Regions from separate parts of the Homo sapiens genome. Here regions 1, 2, 4 and 5 are each linked to region 3. The links are chromatin contacts, found by Hi-C or POLR2A ChIA-PET in ENCODE. All regions are on one chromosome and are shown on one strand. Each heading gives the region's core, a stretch centred on a gene start or an enhancer-like site at or near the end of the contact. The rest is flanking DNA. Distances are from core to core; before and after follow the strand shown.

Region 1 (3,414 bases), core at 490-2,989, 880 kb before region 3:
TGCCCTTGCTATGTTCCCAACCCCCACCTACCCCATCCCCCATTTGTTAACCCATTTCTGTATTTAGAAGCACTTAGCAAAGAGTCTGTGGTTAGAACTGGGGCTTCAATTAAGGGTCTTATCACACTGCCCACATGACCAAAATGGAAATCAAGGACAAACCAAGGGGAGAAATATTACAAAAGCAAAATGGGAAAATGGCAAACAGATCCTTTTCAATTAGCTGCTGCATTTATCTCTTCCCCCAAAAGAGAATCTTCTGCTGCTTCTGCTTCTTCATCTGCACAACGGGGATGTAGCCATCATACATGCCTGCAAGGCTGTAGTGAGATCCTGGACATGAAAGCATTCTGAAAACTGAAAAGTACAATGCACCTGTGTTTCTGCCTAAGCTCTCTAAGGTGAGTGGCCTTAGATAAGTCAACATCTCCTGGCCTCGGCTTCTTTAATTACCGTATTAAAATAGAGGTAATAAGAGTATCTCACAGGATTGTTGTGAGGAAGAAGTGAAATAATACAAAGCATTTTGGGGCCTAAACATAAGAGTGCAACTATCCAGTTAATAAGATTACTAGCCTAGTCAACTGGACTCTTTCTTGAAAGGAGGGGTATAAAAAAACCAATACTGGCCAAGGAACTGCAAGAACTAGGCTCTAACCAGCTGGGTGACCTTGAGCAAGCCGCTGACCCTCTCCAAATCGTTGTTCCCGTGGTCGCAAAATTAGTATTTTAAGAGTGGATCCCTGGGCTCCTACCAGCTCTTCCACTCCGCTGTTAAGGCGCTGGAACAAAGGCCACCCGCTCCCCAGCCCGTACCCGAGGGGCCACAACTCAAAATTTCTTCTGCTCAATTCCCCTTGCAGCGTGACAGCAGGAGCGCCCGGGTCTCCATCCCGGAGAGATGTGTCCACACTCCGCCGCCACTGCTCTCTTCATCAGCAACTTGCTTCTGCAGTCGCTGCCCAAAGTTTCGCGGAGCACCCGGCGACCTGGCCGTCGGTCAATCCTGAGAAGCCCAGGGATTCGGGGCGCGGAGACTGGGGGCTGGGCCCCGGGAATCCCAAAGACGTCCCCGCGGCCAGGAAGGGAGTGACAGGTGCGACGCGCGGTCGCGGGCGGCGGGAGAGCGGACCACGGAAACCGCGTGTGGGCGCGCGAGGGAGGCGGCGGCCACGCGCTCTCCTTAGGCCGCTCCCTGAGACGCCCCCGCGACGTCCCTAGCCCCGCGCTCTGGAACCCGCGACCCTCGCGCCGCTTTCGGCCCCGCGGCGCCCCAGATCCCACGGCCTCCCGGAGCGGCGCAGCTGGGTCGGGCTCACGCTCGCAGCGCCGGAAGGGTTGAGGACCGCCGGGGGCACCGTGCGCACGGGGTTCTTCCCGCGCGAACCGGGGCTGTCGGGGGGTGGGCGCACGCGCACCCGGGCGCGCCGCCGTAACCCCTTCCTCCCCGCGCGGCCCCCGCACTCCCACCCACCCACCACTCACCGTCGATGTCTCCCAGGGTCAGCTCGTCGCCCAGCTCCGTGAGGGTCTCCATGGTCTCCAGACCACCCAGCTCGCCGCTGTCGTCCATCGCCCGGCTCAGCGCAGAAGCCCCCCCTGCCGTCCCGCTCAGGGAGACGCGGGGGCGGTGCCGTCGCCACCGCCCATGACACCCGACAACCCCCGCCCGGCACCGCCTCACCGACGGGTGCCACCCGCCGCCATGTTTGCGTTGCGCCCGGGCGCCGCACAGAAAGGGCGGGGCGGGATTCCCCCGCCCCAGCCCGCGCCCCCTGCGGCCCCGCCTCCAGGCCGCGCGCCCCCCTGTTTGTTGTCAATGGGACCAGGCTCATCTCAGCCAATGGGCGAGCGAAGCGGTGCGTGGGGTGATGGCGCGTCATCGATCAGCAGCTCAGATTTGCATAGTGAGGTCCCTCCCCCCGCGGCCTCGGAGCGAATGCCTGGAGTAGCCGTCCGGTCATCATCTTAACCTTCTCCGCCTTGTTTAAAGGAGCCGCTGCCTTCTCCGTTGGATCTGCGCCACACGCAAGTCCGTCCACTGGCCTGGGAGTGAAGGGTTAACAGGCCACCCTCCACCTGCGACCGCTGGCCGCCTCCAGGCCTGGCTGGGAGCACATTACGTCATCTTCCCAGCTGCCTACCCCCGCCCTGCCCGCCTGAGAAAGCCAGCGGAGTCAAACCTGGACCCCAGCGCTCGGGACGGGAGTCCGGGTCATCCAAGTCCCGCTTCTCCCAGCCTCCTTACAAAGGCGGGCACGGAGGCTTGACAAGGTTGCAGATTGTCCCAGGGCGGTCAGGATTTTACGTCTTCTGCTTTGCACCCGCCGTGACCTCGCGCTTACTCCAGTGGTCCTCAATCTCTGGCACCTCGGAACCACTGAGGACCTGAAAACCACGCCAGTGCCCAGGCCCACCGACGGCCTCCTGAGAGGGGGGCCCCGGGCACGAGTTTTTTGAAAAAGTTCCACCGGGATTCTGAAGTGCAGCCCACCCACTCCTTCAAGCACCTCACTGCCCCATCTTGCAGCTGGTCGTGTTGTAAACTTCTAGGAATTTATCCAAAGGAATAAAAATTACAAGTGCTTAAAGAAGTGCTGTAACTAGGAAGAAGTGAGAATAAGGAAATGAATATGTAAATTACATCCACACGATGGAATACCATGGGATCATTAAAAATTACGCACACAAATGTATATTTATTAGCAAGAAAAGGCGTTCACAATATATTGATAAAAGGGAAAAGTTGAAGTTTCCTGCCAGTTTGTGAGAGGCAGCTGTTGCTTAGTGATCAATAATTAAGAACACACAGGCTGTGTGGAGGCAGACACATGGATCCACTAATTCACTGTGACCTTGGGTTAATTGTTCTAAGCCTCAGTTTAGTCATCTCTAAAATGGGGATAAAATAGCATCCCTCATAGCTGTGGTTAAGTGAGATTATTTGCACATTCAATTGACAATATTTATTGAACATCTCTGTGGCAGGGAAACAAATGGTTCCTGCCCTCTGAGAGCTTCCAGTCTAGCAAAAAAAAAAATCAGAAATCCCACACCCGTATTAAACATAAAAATAAATTACAGATGATGGTACAAGTGATCAAGGAAAGGTAATGGATGTGATGAAACTAACAAGGGCCCTGACTTGTGCTGTCAAGAAGCCTCTGAAGAAGTGACATTTAAGATGAAACCTAAAATTATGAGAGAACTGCAGCTGTTACAGCCAAAGGGGAAATGATGACATGGACAAAGGCCTCGAGGCAGGAGGAGCTGCTGGCAGCCAGCTCTCGGCATAAGCTTTGGCATACAGTAAGTGCCTTGCATACTGCTGTATTGCAATTGAAAAAATAAGGATCTGGCCAGGCGCGGTGGCTCACACCGGTAATTCCAGCACTTTAGGAGGCCGAGGTGTGC
Region 2 (3,386 bases), core at 438-2,937, 770 kb after region 3:
TTCTGATCAAAATTATTCCATTTATGCTTAATTAGCTTTAATCCACGTCTACATATTTAATGATGGGGATATGACAATTCAACCCATTTGCATATTTTAAATGCCTTTTCTAAACTATACTTTGTAACAGATTTAGAAGAACAGTCTCTTTCTCATGCCAATATGCCACAGCATAAATCAGGAGGATACAAATTAGGAAAAAAAGAGAAAAGAAAACAAGGCCTCTCAGAGCCAGGGATGTGCTCAGGGGGGTGGAGTAATTTACCCAGGGGTGGGGGCAATTTACCCGCCACATCACAAACTACAATCCTTTCAGCCCACCAGACCGAGAAGCATTACATCACACTCTCACAATGATAGGGGGAGGAGGCTCTGAGAAAGCAAGTTTTCAGCTTTCTTTCCTCCCTGCTCTCAGGCTTCCAGAATCCTGCATTAGGAGTAATGGAATTTAACTTCAGGCACTGCACAGCTTCAGGGGTTACTAACAATCACATAGACTGCTACTTATACATGTGACCCTAAATGACCACTTCGCAGTGGATACATGGCCGAAACAGGCAACCACACACTCACACGATGAATTTATGCTGAAAAACTCAGTTTTGCATCTGTGTAAAATTAAACAAAAATTTTATTTCGTGAGGAATGAAGAAGGCTAATACACAGGGAGAACTGATAAAGAAATAATTTCTAATCGCGGTGAATAGCTGTTCATATCTTTAAAACACCATGTTTACAACATAGTCCTACCCTTTGGTTGAATCCAGGATCAAAATAAAAGCGCATCTGGCTGCACATTTGAGAACACACACAGAGACCCAGTGCAAATGAGCGCGCGCAGAAAGGAGAGGGGTGAGCCACATATTGCTTGGGAGGTTTTCAAGCAGGGGAATCTACAAACCCCAAACCTCCTGGTGTTCACCCGCCCCCAACCTGATGTTTAAAATGTATTAGGTCTTACTTTAGGTTTTACATCTCTCTAGGAAGGAGGGCCCAGTTTAAAAAATAAAAAGATAGAAAAAGGCTTTCCCGTTCTAGGGCTTGCCCTCCCAGATCCTTTGTCGGCCTTAGCAGCCGAAAGAATGCAAACCCATTTATATTTATGCAAATTTTTGCAGCAGATTTAAGGGGGGAGGGGGAGGTCTGTGTTTTTTAAAAACCTCTTTCTAAATAGCAAATTTCCAATTACTCGCAGCTTCATTTATTGCAAGATAGAAACGATGATGAAAATCTGCATATACATTAAAAGTGCAATTAAATCACTTCAAAATCTAAATATTTTACCACGTCTTTTCCATTTCTAAAATGCCGAACCAAAGTACATCACGGGTCTGATTTACACAGATCCACGAAATGTCTGAAGCCAGTCTCCATGCTAGACAAATGTCGATTTGCAACACCACCAGTGAAAACGGTTAGACAAGATCCATATAAATCAATTGGTTAAAAAAAATTGAAAATATTTACCAACCTCATAAAGTGCAGCAGTGCTTAAATCCAGCAAATTGAGGCATACAAGGTAGAAATGGAAATGAAAAAAGGTCCAAAAAATGAATTCTTTTTGTCTATCTGTTTTTTTGTATTTTAAATATTCAGAAACCAGCAGAGACTCTGTCGGCCATTTTGGCTTGAACTAACTCTCTCTCACACACTCTCCCTCTTGCTCTCTCTCTCCCTCTCTGTCTCTAAAGGAAGCAGCTTTTTGTGACCTTCAAATAGAGGCAGATCATGTGACTTCGGGTAGGTTTGTCAATCAGGAAAGGGGAGGGAGCTGGAGCTGAGACTGCCTTAAAGGGGAAGCAGCCCTTTTCCACTCACTTTCATTTGTGAAATGCTGTTATCTCATACTCTCCGCCTACAGACACTGCATGTGAAAGTGGCAACAGCATAAGGGTAACAGATGAACAAAACAGAAAAACCTTTATTGGTTTATAGAAATATGCTCAGTTGCTAACGATTCTTACAGCTCCTGGATCTTCTCCTGGCTCGCTTGCTAGTTATTCTCTAGATGTTTGGGCAAGCACAGGCTGGCAAACTGCTCTGTAAAAGGGGCTGAAACACAGCTCTACCAAACAAGAGGCTTTAGCTTTGAAAGAATGAGGTGAAATACAGGGCACGACTGATCTCTAAGAAACTCCTAAAATGTATAGAAAAAGACTGAAAGAAACGCACAAAAGTATAAACTGAACTGCAATTCAGAAAGGTTAAGTGACTTATCCCAAATCACACAGCTGAACAGCTGCAGAAGAGGGACTGGTTTCCCAATTCTGAACTCTACACTTATTGTTTTGCCTGTATGTGTGTTCAGTACCTCCTCCCCCAAACCCAAATAAAAACTATGCTTCAGCACTGCAAACGGAGTTTCTCTGGGCTAGGGCAGGTCTGAGTCATCTTTAATCCCCTCCCCCACCGCAGGAGGTAGCTCTGCAGCTGAGGGAGCCTAGGCACTAAATTAAAACCTACCTGGTTTCCACCACTCCTAATCCCTTCTCCTTCGCATATACATCTCCACTCCTACCCACTTAAGAAACCCAAGCTCGGTTTGCATCTCCAGCCCCCGCGGCTCACAGGCCGTGTAACTTCACTGCTAACAGCAAGTAAGTAAGTCCCTTACCCATCCTCCCACCCTGCCTGGCCTCCGTTTTCTCATTGGTAGCCGGCGGAGATTGGGCTTCCCTAGATGGTATCTTTGGTTTCTTTCACCTCTGAAACTCTGCACTTGGCTTCTTTGAGTAGTTCTGTTCATCTTTTCCTGGCCATCTCAAAAGTTCGCCTCCACCCTGGGAAGGCTTCTTGACCCTCGCAGTCCAGACCAGGCCCTCCTGTTAACACTCCCATAATATCCTTTACTACTTCTTCAGAGCAATGGTCATAATTGCAATTTATGAAAGAATGTGCTTAACATTAGTCTTCCCCAGGAGACTGTAAACTGTATAAGGAAAAACACCACGTCTTCACTGCTCTGTGAGGCTCCACACCAAACACCACATAGGAGGTAAATAAATGAATAAATCAATGACTTGGACCCTATTCAGAAGGGCTGGGCTGAGTAGGAGGAAATCTGCCACCTGAATATAAAAAATGTAGGGGAATGAGGGTCACATAGTTCCCAGAAACTCGCATTCATCTATGTTTTAAGGACGGCTTCAGGAAAGAAAGTAACTAAAATGGTAAAAAGCGCATGAGGCCGGGTGCGGTGGCTCATACCTGTAATCCCAGCACTTTGGGAGGCCGAGGCAGGCAGATCACCTGAGGTCGGGAGTTCGAGACCAGCCTGACCAGCATGGAGAAACCCCGTCTCTACTAAAAATACAAAATTAGCCAGCGTGGTGGCACATGCCTGTAATCCCAGCTACTAGGGAGGCTGAGCTTAGCAGGAGAATCGC
Region 3 (3,581 bases), core at 714-3,213:
AATTAATGTCATCTTTTAATTTGTTTCCTATAGTTTAAAATAATTTAGTCTGGCCGGGTGCAGTGGCTCACGCCTATAGTCCTAGCATTTTGGGAGGCCGAGGCGGGCCGATCACTGAGGTCAGGAGTTCAAGACCAGCCTGGCCAACATGGCAAAATCCTATCTTTACTAAAAATACAAAAATTAGCCAGGCCTGGTGGCGGGTGTCTATAATACCAGCTGTTTGGGAAGCTGAGGCAGGAGAATCGCTTGAATCTGGGGGACGGAGGTTGCAGTGAGCCAAGATCGTGCCACTGCACTCCAGCCTGGGCGACAGAGTGAGACTCCATCTCAAAAAAAAAAAAAAAAAAAAAAAAAGGGCACAAACTTGAATTTCTGTGCAGGTTTTGGTGGCAGTTGCAGAAGAGCTCAAAATCTGAATAAGTATCTGCTCTACACAGCTCTGGAAGCATGAGCAATGAAGTGAAAGCTAGAGAACAGAATGAACTAAGATAATGACTGGATCATAAAATGGGTAATCATGGGATAAGCTGGATAATTAAATACCCGTGTCAGTACACAGAACAAGGTCATCACTTAAATCTTAGATTACTTCATAACAAATTCTACAATTCACTAGAATTTTGATTCTTACCATAAAATAAACTGATGTTCTCAACTTTTATATGTTTAGACTCTTCTATTAAGATAATAATTCCAGTAAGAGTTTAACAGAATTTCATTCATTCAACTCTGGCTTCCTCAATTACAAATACTCCCAAACCTTCTTCGCTTTCAAACCCCATTCTCAGTGCCTAGTAACTTCTTTACCACTTTTCACATCACAGCTTCAAGGTGGAGGAAAAGCCCCTACTTCTATTATTTTTCAATATGGCTGCTGGCTGTAACTGAGCAGCAGTGGCCACAATGAGACACCAAAAAGCACTAGGACGGGGGATATTGTCAGTGTTTAGCCAGATGTTCTAGGAATATCTTCCCTATTTTAGAATCTCCATTTTGAACAGCTTTCATGTTAGGTGAGAATCGATACTGTTCTCCCAAACTGTGGCAAACCACTAAAAGGCATTTCATGCAAAAAGACACGTTCCATTTTTGCTTTCCCACGCTTACCAAGTCGTTCGCGACTAGTACTCAACCCTCCCTAACTGCCACAGGATTTGGGCTCGGATTTTCTTAACAAGTTCCACCATGCTTTTTATTATTATTTTGGAAGGGGGAGATTCTGGACGTGACAGAGAACCCAAGAGTGGGGTGGTTGTGTGAAAAGCCAACAGACGTCTCAGAAGAGCCAAGCATTACACTCCAGACTCTAACCAGGCAGTGTGAGGCCTCGGTTCAGCGAGGATCCCTCCAAGTGAGAGGACCCCTCCAAGTGAGAGGACCCCAAGCTTCAAAAAGGGGCGGAGCAAGATCACCAAGGGGGGTCCTCAGAGGCCTCTAATGCGGTAGGACCTCAGGTTCCAGGCTCTCGCCGCACTGCCCCATCCTCCACCGCCGCATTCGCTTCGACTCCCCATTCCACCCACCCCACCCCACCCTACCCTGTCCTTCCCCCACCTCTCAACCACTCCAGTGACAGCTCAAGCGCTTGGCTCCCGCCGCCAAGTCGCAACCCCGCGTATCTCAATAAGCAGCTCTGTGATTGGCCCCTTAGCCTCACAGCGAAACCAACACTTCCCCCAACAGTGGGCCGCCGTCACGCCGATCAACTCTAAGACCCGCCCCCCGGCTTCCTTTCGTGGTACCCGGTCCCAGGAACGCCCTGAAATGAAACCCTTTACTCCGCGCCTCGACCATCCTCGGGCCTGCCAGCCAGATCCGCGCCTCTCTAGCTTCCCTGAGGAAGGCGCTGGCGAGACCCAACCTTTTTCACTTCAAAGCGCTTCTTGCCCGCGCCGCTGTTGGTGCCGCTCGGGGTATCCACATCCATCGCTGCCGCCATTTTGGAAACACACGGTCTGTCGTCCGACCACCGCGCCTGCGCAGCAGCGCACACTTCGCTCCCCCCACCTCCCCGGCACCTCCTCCCGCACCCCACCCCTTACTGGCGCGCGAGGCGGAGGTGGGGGCGGAGCACGTGACCACGCCTCTTAAAGGGGCTGTCGCAGGTCGCCCCACCCGCGAACTGTAGGCCGGGGAGGGGGCGGTGGCCGGAGTGGGTGGGGCGGGGCCGGGCGGGGCCGGGCGGGGCCGAGGCTACGTGAGCTAGCCGGGTGGAAACGTTCGAAAGGGCTCGACGTCGCCGCCTCCTCTGGGAAGCCCCCGGCCGCACTCCGTCAGCTGGGGCGGCGGCTGCTTCCTCCGCCTGAGCCAGACCTGCGCCGCAGTCCTGTCCTGCCTGCCGGGCTCGCCGAGTCGCCGCGCGGCTCCCGGTGCTGGCGTGGGTGGGCGCCCGCGGCCTGCCCCGAAACCCAAGAGTCCTCGCTGGTCTTTCGCAGACTCTGACCCGCTTCCGAGCCAGGCCCAAGGTGCAGTCCCCGTGGGAGGGCTGGGGCCCAGGCACCGTCTGGTCTCCGATTTCTGTTCGGGAACTGCTCAGGGATTCGATGGGGAGAGAGGAGACCCCCGAAGTTCCTCCCTAAGGCCACACTGAGCAGGCCCCCAGCCCTGCCTTTACTCGCCCGCCAAGCCTGGGGGGTGGCCTCTGCGCCCACATAGTCGCAGTCCTAGGACCGCCTTTGGTCGTGGTGCACGGTTTCACCGTAACGTGTGTCAGTCCCCACTCCGCATTCCTCAGTTGTCATCTTTGTAGGGTGATTTCTCCCCGATCTGTGTCCTTTTTCCGCTGCTTGTGCTGTAGTGAAACCGACCCATCTGCAGTCGCTGTATTTCTTGAATTTTTGTGAGGCATTCTTTTTTAACTCTTGTTGCCCAGGCTGGAGTGTAATGGCGCGATTTCGGCCCACTGCAACCTCCGCCTCCAGGATTCAAGCGATTCTCCTGCCTCAGCCTCCCGAGTAGCTGAGATTACAGGCGCCCGCCACCACGCCCGGCTAATTTTTTGTATTTTTAGTAGAAACGGGGTTTCACCACGTTAGCCAGGCTGGTCCCGAACTCCTGACCTCAGGTGATCCGCCTGCCTCGGCCTCCCAAAGTGCTAGAGCCGCTTTTTTTTTTTTTCTTTTTTAATTTTTTTAAAAAATAGAGACAAGGTCTCACTATGTTGCCTAGGCTGGTCTCGAACTCCTGGGCCCAAGTGATCCTCCCACTTCGGCCTCCCAAAGTGCTGGGATCACAGGAGTGAGCCATCCCACCCGACCCAAGCACCTGTACTTTGTCACTCTCCCATTTCTGGCTAGACCAGGACTCCCTTTGACATCTCTAACCTTGCAGAGGTGTGACTCTGCCAGAGCACTCTTAGATGTCGTACAGGTGCATTTGAAGCCTTGTATTTTCTCTTAAAAGATAACTGGCGGGTAATGGAGCGTGCTGACTCTATTGCTAAAGAGAAAGAATAGGCTGGGCGCGGTGGCTCACGCCTGGGAGCCACTTTGGGAGGCCGAGGCAGGTGGATTACCTGAGGTCAGGAGTTTGAGACCAGCCTGGCCAACATGACGAAACCCCGTCCCTACTAAAAATAC
Region 4 (3,587 bases), core at 288-2,787, 740 kb before region 3:
TAATTAGGAGGAAGAACTTGTTTTAAACAAACCCATCCTCTGGAATGAAAAGATTAAGTTCCCTGAATGTGTGATGGGGTGATATAACCTGCGGTCTGCTTGATTTCTTTCTTCCTATGAAATACTTGGATCTGCCTGTCCTTCTATTATCAAACATTTAATGAACACTGTATTGAATACATGTATTCTTGTTTAACCACTCAACATGCCTTTCTCGTTGCTTGCAGTATCCTGATTTCCTGTGGGGGAATTACTTTTCCCATCTTAGGATCAGTGTTGGTGGGAAAATAAATGTTACCCTGAAGACTCTTTTACCCAAAAGTTCTATTCAAAATATTAAATATCTGAGCAGGCAGGGACGTCAGCCAATTATAATGAGCCAGGCCTTAACTGTTTAGTGGCTGGAATTTTTTTTTTTTTTTTTGAGACCGAGTTTCCACTCTTGTTGCCCAGGCTGGAGTGCAATGGCGCGATCTCGGCTCACTGCAACTTCCACCTCCCAAGTTCAAGCGATTCTCCTGCCTCAACCTCCCGAGTAGCTGGGATTACAGGCATGCGCCACCACGCCCGGCTAATTTTGTATTTTTAGTAGAGACGGGGGTTTCTCCATATTGGTCAGGCTGGTATCGAACTCCCAACCTCAGGTGATCCGCCCGCCTCAGCTTCCCAAAGTGCTGGGATTACAGGCGTGAGCCACCGCACCCGGCCCTCTTTTTTTTCTTCTTTTTTTTGAGACGGAGTCTCACTCTGTTGCCCAGGCTGGAGTGCAGTGTGCAGTGGTGCGATCTCGGCTCACTGCAAGCTCCGCCTCCGGGGTTCACGGCATTCTCCTGCCTCGGCCTCCCGAGTAGCTGGGACTACAGGCGCCCGCCACCATGCCCGGCTAATTTTTTGTATTTTTAGTAGAGACGGTTCACTGTGTTAGCCAGGATGGTCTCGATCTCCTGACCTAGTGATCCGCCTGCCTCAGCCTCCCAAAGTGCTGCGATTACAGGCGGGAGCCACCGCACCCGGCCGGCCTTTTTTTTTTTTTTTTTGAGAGTCTCGCTCTGTCGCCTCAGCTGGAGTGCTAGAGTGCAGTGGCATGATCTCAACTTACTGTAGCCTCCACCTCCGGGGTTCAAGCGATTCTCCTGCTTCAGCCTCCTAAGTAGCTGGGGTTACAGGCGCCCGCCACCACGCCTGGCTAATTTTTGTATTTTTTAGTAGGGACGAGGTTTCGCCATGTTGGCCAGGCTGGTCTCGAACTCCTGTCCTCAGGTGATGCGCCCGCCTCGGCCTCCCAAAGTGCCGGGATTACAGCCATAAGCCGCTGCGGCCGGCCGGTGGGTTACTTTTTGAATGTTTAATTCATTGTTTCTGCCAATAATTTGTACTAGGCAGCTCATAAGAACGCCAAAGTACGTTCCTTCTTCGACACAGGGCCAGTTTCCGCGCCAGTGCCCCCGTAGAGGGCGGGGCCCACTCGCTCGCGTAGCGTCACCTTCGCTTCCTGCCGCGCGGGGCCATTTCCGCTGCTGCTTCTGTGAGTTTTTCCGGTGCACGCGAGTGCTTCTGAAACGTCAGCTGCGCTCCCCTAGGAGTGCTGAGCCCGCGGAACCGCAGCCATGGTGAGTGCGTGCGCCGGCCGAGGGACCGGGAAGCGGGAGACTCAGGGTTGCGTTCACTCCCTAGCCTGTTAGATGGAGGCTTAGAGCCTGCGCCGTCTCATCCGCCGGCGTTGGGTCTTAACCGCCGGGCCCTTAGTTAGAACCCCAGCAGCGGCGGGGTCCCAGCAGCCTGGCCCGAGGTTAGAACTCAGGAAACCTTAGGATCCCCGCAGCTGTGTTGCTTTGCCGCACGGTCTGTTTGCTTGGCAAAAGGCCTGCAGCGAGCGGAGGGGGCATGGCCCAGCCTGGGAGAAAGAGACCAACCCACGTGGGAGAGGGCAAAAAGTTGGGTGAAGAAAACTTGGCTCCAACTTTTTTTTTTCCTTGTTTCTTTTCATACGAAATCTACGATGGCGTGGGACCCTGGGATTCGGATCAACCTCTCCTACCCACCCTACCTCACCCCACCCCCGTTGCTGGGGTTCAGGAGGAGATCTCCCATGGGTCTGCGCTTAGTGCCCGCCGCGAGTCACACGCGCCAGGGACCTAGAGGAGCCTTTGGCATTTGGGGGCTGTGGGGAACATGAAGTGAGCGCGACTCACGGCCTGGAGTGCAGGAAAGGCTTCTCCTGCAAGGCGGTGGCTTCAAAAACCAGAAGTCTGGTAGCACCACGTGCGGCGTCTCTAAACTCTTGGTCGTCTCTGACTTTTAAACATCTAGGGAAAGTTCTAAAACGTGTGTCCTGGCGTAGTAGTTTTGGTTGGCACTTGGTGAGGAGGGAAGAATTTGTAAAGCACTGTAACTTCTATAGTTAATCCTTCCAGTGGAGCTTGGATCCCGGCGGTAGCACTCCCCACAAACCTCCTCCCATGCATTTTGAAGCTTAGTACGTGGCTGAGCCTAGAACTTGAAGCTTCCAAACTCAGTGCTCGCTTTAACGCAGCTCCCTGAAACGTTTTGGAATCGGATGGTCTCAGGTTGAACTTTGCAGTTTTCCTCAACTGTAAAATGGGGATGACAGTGCATGAGGGTGTTGTGAGGATCAAATGAAATAAAGCATGGTAAACATCTAGTCCTGATGCTTGGTACAGAGTAAGCACGCAGTATTTGTTGTTCAATCAAAACCTTGCAAGTTTTGGCTGTCTGGTGTACAGCGAAACCAAACTGATCATGCTAGGTAGGGATTTAGGTTGGCTGGTGGTATGATATCATTCGTTAATTTATTTAACCCCTGAAGAAATTGAAAGGCAAATAAATACACCCTAAGCAAGTTTCAATTAGTGTTTATAAGCTAGTTTGGTTTTAAAATTGAGTTTAACTTTTTTGTTGACTAATAGTGAAACATTTAGGTATTTAATGATTGTTCAGATTCCTGAAGTCTTCCTCTTTTATGAATTTGATGTTTATTGAGATTTGAGAATCCTGATTTCCAGAGAATGGGTTGTTGGAAACAATGGCAATTTTTAAAGTTTTTTTAAATTGACATATCATAGTTGTACATACTTTGGGGGTTCCATGTAATATTTCTAAGTATATCTATTTTAAAACATGCAACAGGGCCAGGCGCGGTGGCTCATGCTTGTAATCCCAGCACTTTGGGAGGCTGAGGCGGGTGGATCATGGGGTCCGGAGTTTGAGACCAGCCTGGCCAACATAGTGAAACCCTGTTTCTACTAAAAATTCAAAAAAATTAGCCAGGCGTGGTGGTGGGCACCTGTAATCCCAGCTACTTGGGAGGCTGAGGCAAGGAGAATCGCTTGAACCTGGGAGGCGGGGGTTGCAGTGAGCCAAGATCACACCACTGCACTCCAGCCCGTGTGACAGTTTGAGACTCCGTCTCAAAAAAATAAATAAATAAAACTTGTGATAAATTATTAACCAAAATTTCCAGCTGGGCACGGTGGCTCACGCCTGTAATCCCAGCACTTTGGGAGGCTGAGGCGGGTGGATCATGAGGTCAGGAGTTCAAGACCAGCCTGACCAACATGGTGAAACCC
Region 5 (3,765 bases), core at 1,244-3,743, 980 kb before region 3:
TGGGTAATACCAGCACCAACATGGATGGACGTGTATGTGGGTGGCAGGGTTATGGCTCAGTCTTCTGGCTTTGTCCCCACCTCTCTGCCTCACAGAGAGGCCTTCCCTGCCCTGGCTCCCCTCCAGGGTCCTGTCCCCCATCCCTGTACCGTACACCCACGCTCACCCACACCTGCCCCCACCCCCACATCACCATACACCCACGCTCACCCACACCTGCCCCCAGCCCCACTTCTCCTTTGCAGCTCCCCTCCGCCCACACCTTCCTGCCTGGGAGCTGCTGGCCCATGTACAGGGGATGGAGAGGGTGGGCCAGCGCCCACCAGTCAGGGCTGGCTGACTGGGGTTCTTTGTGAACCTTCAGGGTCTCCCAAGCTGGAAACCTGGGGGTCGGCCTTGCTCCCCTCACTCCATGGCCAGCCGCTGCATCATCCCCTGCCCTGGGCCACCTGCCCTGGACGTGGGCCACAGTGCCAGAGAGAGGGACCCTTGCAGGTACAGCTCAGAATCTCCCTCCTACCCAGACACCCCCAGGTTCTGTACTGCCCCGGGACTGGTGCCCTGCCCATCCGCAGCCCGGATGCTCCCTCCTCCCTCCCAGCATCCCCTGTGGCAGTGGCCATGCCTGCCCCCAGAGCAGCTCAGGCTCCCCTTTCATCTCTCCAAGCCTTAGCCCCTGCAGCCCTCCGCCTGGAGTGTTTGCCTCCCCCTCGCTGCTGCTCAGGGTCTCCCTCTGCCCCCAGGCTCCCTCCCCAGCCCCTGAGTTTCTCCTCTCACTGTGCTTCCCCAGCCCTGAGTGCTTAGGGGTCTGGGTGGCATGTGTGGCATTTAACCCCATGCTCTCTGCTGAGCCCTGAGCTCCCAGAGTTCCCTCCAGCCCTGGCCCTGGGGAGGGGGTAGCATGTGACCAGGAGGGCGGAGGGGCTTGTGTGTGTTTCTGAGACGCAGTCTGAGAGAGACACGGGTGACAGACAGTTGGGGACCCCAAACACTGGGGAGCAGAGATAGACAGGAGGGGCCCGCAGTGAGACACAGAGGTGAGCAGGAGAGGACACATAGCCCTGGAGAAAAGGAGCAGGTGTGGGCGGGCTTCCCTCCACTGCAGTCACAGTTCCCTCACTCATAGGCAGATCTTCCTGGGTCCTCCCTGCACAAAGCCCCAGTGGCTCCCTCGTGTCCCCCAGCCACAGTCCAAGCTCCCTAATGTGCTAGATAAGGCCCCAGTCCAGCCTTTCGGTCCCAGCACTCCCTGGACTTCCTGTTTGGGCCTCCAAGCCTTTGCTCCCCTTTGGCCTTCACCCCCATCTGCTCCCTAGACCTCAGTCCATCTGGCAAACACTTCACCATCGCCCTCTCCATGAAGCCTTCCGGCCCACCTTCCAGGATGACGTGAGCTGGTGCCCTTGCTGCGAGGCTGTCTTCCCCCATCAGCACAAGTGTGAGATTCCCTCAGGGCAGACCCACATGCTACTTGGGCCTGGTACAAGTGTCTGATGTCAGGCTGGGCACTGTGGCTTCACACCTATAATCCCAGCACTTTGGGAGGCCGAGGAGGGCGGATCACCTGAGGTCAGGAGTTCGAGACCAGCCTGGCCAAATGGTGAAACCCCACCTCTACTAAAAATACAAAAATTAGCCGGGCATGGTGGTGCATGCCTGTAATCCCAGTTACTCGGGAGGCTGAGGCAGGAGAATCGCTTGAATCTGGGAGGCAGAGGTTGCAGTGAGCCGAGATTGCACCACTGCACAGAGCCAGACTCTTTTTCAAAAAAAAAAAAAAAAAAAGCAGGTGTCTGATATCCCCAACCAGCTCTGTCCAGGAAGGGCAGGAAGAGAGGAGGAGACAGGTGGGTTGGGGGAGATGGCAGGGGAGCACTCGGGGTCATGGAGAGGCTTTGGCTAGACGGAGCAGAGGAACCACTCAGGGTCTGTGTCCTGGCTGCGGGGTCCATCCCCCTCCCTACCCAAGAGGAGGCTCTGGTCTGCCCCCAGACACCTCCCAGCACCCAGCAGAGGGCCCACCCAGGCGGTGCTGGTTGAGGGGCTGAATTGGGGAACCACAGGTAGAAAGAGAGGCCAGGCCGGGTGCGGTGGCTCACGCCTGTAATCCTAGCACTTTGGGAGGCCGAGGCAGGTGGATCACGAGGTCAGGAGTTCAAAACCAGTCTGACCAAGATGGTGAAACCCCGTCTCTACTAAAAATACAAAAATTAGCCGGGCGTGGCAGTGGGCGCCTACAATCTCAGCTACTCGGGAGGCTGAGGCAGAGAATTGTTTGAACCCGGGAGGCAGAGCTTGCAGTGAGCCGAGATAGCGCCATTGCACTCCAGCCTGGGCGACAGAGCGAGACTCCGTCTCAAAAAAAAAAAAAGAAAAGAAAGGGGGGCCCCAGGCGAGCTCGGTCCCACCCAGCAGGCGGGGGCGGGGCAGGGCAGAGTGCTCCCCCCGCCCCCCGCTTCCTCCCCGAGGGCCCCGGAGCCCAGCTCAGCCTCAGTCCCCGCAGCTTGTGCGGCGGCGTCGGCACCATGAGGCGAGGGCCCCGGAGCCTGCGGGGCAGGGACGCGCCAGCCCCCACGCCCTGCGTCCCGGCCGAGTGCTTCGACCTGCTGGTCCGCCACTGCGTGGCCTGCGGGCTCCTGCGCACGCCGCGGCCGAAACCGGGTAAGGGGGACCCACGGGGCGCGCGGCGCCGGCAGCTGCGGGGAGAACGGGGCCCCGATCGCCAGGGCGCAGGCAGAGCCCCGACCCCCGGGGGCGCCGAGGGCTGAAAGGACCCTGTGGGCAGGGCCTGGAGGGGCCCGCGATCACCGCGTGGCCCTCACCGCCGCCTCTCTCCCTCCCCTTGTCCACCGCCCCCCGGCTGTCCCTCCCCTCCCCGGCCAGCCTCGCCCCCCTCCGCCCCTCCCCGTCCCCGCTCCTCCCTCCCCTCGGCCCCCTGGCCTCCCTCCCTGTCCCCTCCCGAAGCAGCCGGGGCCAGCAGCCCTGCGCCCAGGACGGCGCTGCAGCCGCAGGAGTCGGTGGGCGCGGGGGCCGGCGAGGCGGCGCTGCCCCTGCCCGGGCTGCTCTTTGGCGCCCCCGCGCTGCTGGGCCTGGCACTGGTCCTGGCGCTGGTCCTGGTGGGTCTGGTGAGCTGGAGGCGGCGACAGCGGCGGCTTCGCGGCGCGTCCTCCGCAGAGGCCCCCGACGGAGACAAGGACGGTGAGTTCCGTGTGTAGGGGAACCAGTCTGAGCGGGGCGCAGGGGCTGGGGTGTCGGGACGGTCTAGGGGGAGATGCATGGCCCCTGAGGGGGAGAGAAGGGCTTTAAGGGGAAACGGAGACAGAGTGGAAAAGAGTTTGCGCTGAGGAGCTCAGGCTGGGGAGGGAGACATAGTCCTGCCCCTGAGACCCTGGTCGGAGCCAGGAACAGCTCTGCCCTGACAGACCCCAGTGTGAGGAAGAGACAGGTTGCAGGAAGGGGGCCCCGTCTGAGGGAGGAGTCTGTCCTGCCCTTTGGGAGTCTAACGGAGCTTGGTTCCCCCATAAATCCCTGAAGAGTTTGCCAGACTGAGCCCCAGCTCCCCAACTCCCTGCCCTGCCAGCTCCCCACTGGCCAGGCCTCTGGACTCAGGGTCAGCCAGGTGCCACCCCTCCCCACCCTGCATTGGGCTTCATTTGACGGAGGACTGCCCCTCCAGAGGAGTCTTCTAGGGGAGGGAGGGAAGGCTGTGACTGAGTACGGAGCCTCTACCCCCTCTGCCTGCAGCCCCAGAGCCCCTGGACAAGG

The links. A loop is a pair of places that touch in the nucleus more often than their neighbours do. ChIA-PET counts read pairs that join two places held with the same protein, here RNA polymerase II (POLR2A). Pooled maps may share reads with other maps.
Region 1: a map with no recorded cell type shows a loop between it and region 3 (18-fold over the local background). The contact joins the promoter of SREBF2 here to the promoter of RBX1 in region 3. A Hi-C loop is called at or near these places in 2 of 37 single-sample maps with no recorded cell type and 9 of 50 pooled maps.
Region 2: a pooled map shows a loop between it and region 3 (24-fold over the local background). The contact joins the promoter of TNRC6B here to the promoter of RBX1 in region 3. A Hi-C loop is called at or near these places in 3 of 37 single-sample maps with no recorded cell type and 9 of 50 pooled maps. POLR2A ChIA-PET finds 5 or more read pairs at or near these places in 4 of 52 experiments (H1, OCI-LY7, activated B cell and 1 more).
Region 4: a map of CD8-positive, alpha-beta T cell shows a loop between it and region 3 (19-fold over the local background). The contact joins the promoter of SNU13 here to the promoter of RBX1 in region 3. A Hi-C loop is called at or near these places in 1 of 168 maps with a recorded cell type or tissue (CD8-positive, alpha-beta T cell) and 8 of 50 pooled maps. POLR2A ChIA-PET finds 5 or more read pairs at or near these places in 2 of 52 experiments (CD4-positive, alpha-beta T cell and activated T-cell).
Region 5: a loop to region 3 is called in a map with no recorded cell type, with 7 times the contacts of the local background. The contact joins the promoter of TNFRSF13C here to the promoter of RBX1 in region 3. A Hi-C loop is called at or near these places in 2 of 37 single-sample maps with no recorded cell type and 2 of 50 pooled maps. POLR2A ChIA-PET finds 5 or more read pairs at or near these places in 1 of 52 experiments (GM12878).

Annotation. Positions count from the first base shown.
Region 1 is chr22:41,831,430-41,834,843 of GRCh38, reverse strand. It overlaps SREBF2 (sterol regulatory element binding transcription factor 2), which reads right to left and starts at 1,739. Exons shown (of 19, transcript NM_004599.4): 1 at 1,486-1,739. The coding sequence starts at 1,573. It overlaps CCDC134 (coiled-coil domain containing 134), which reads right to left. Exons shown (of 7, transcript NM_024821.5): 7 at 2,680-3,414. It overlaps SREBF2-AS1 (SREBF2 antisense RNA 1), which reads left to right and starts at 179. Exons shown (of 2, transcript NR_157279.2): 1 at 179-401; 2 at 864-3,414. RefSeq lists silencers at 1,046-1,435, 1,496-1,835 and enhancers at 1,614-2,270, 1,876-2,385, 3,212-3,414.
Region 2 is chr22:40,176,226-40,179,611 of GRCh38, reverse strand. TNRC6B (trinucleotide repeat containing adaptor 6B) reads right to left here and starts at 1,687. Exons shown (of 23, transcript NM_001162501.2): 1 at 1,472-1,687. The coding sequence starts at 1,476. RefSeq lists an enhancer at 1,799-1,848.
Region 3 is chr22:40,949,760-40,953,340 of GRCh38, reverse strand. It overlaps RBX1 (ring-box 1), which reads right to left and starts at 1,963. Exons shown (of 5, transcript NM_014248.4): 1 at 1,865-1,963. The coding sequence starts at 1,942. RefSeq lists enhancers at 643-1,231, 1,687-1,896, 2,411-3,001 and a silencer at 1,947-2,526.
Region 4 is chr22:41,686,817-41,690,403 of GRCh38, reverse strand. SNU13 (small nuclear ribonucleoprotein 13) reads left to right here and starts at 1,537. Exons shown (of 3, transcript NM_001003796.2): 1 at 1,537-1,610. The coding sequence starts at 1,608. It also overlaps the pseudogene C22orf46P. RefSeq lists enhancers at 1,438-1,617, 2,168-2,337 and a silencer at 1,857-2,056.
Region 5 is chr22:41,925,534-41,929,298 of GRCh38, reverse strand. It overlaps TNFRSF13C (TNF receptor superfamily member 13C), which reads left to right and starts at 2,493. Exons shown (of 3, transcript NM_052945.4): 1 at 2,493-2,661; 2 at 2,968-3,198; 3 at 3,745-3,765. The coding sequence starts at 2,526. It also overlaps a transcript of CENPM not described here. RefSeq lists enhancers at 1-494, 638-707, 3,265-3,764, 3,765 and a silencer at 2,433-3,172.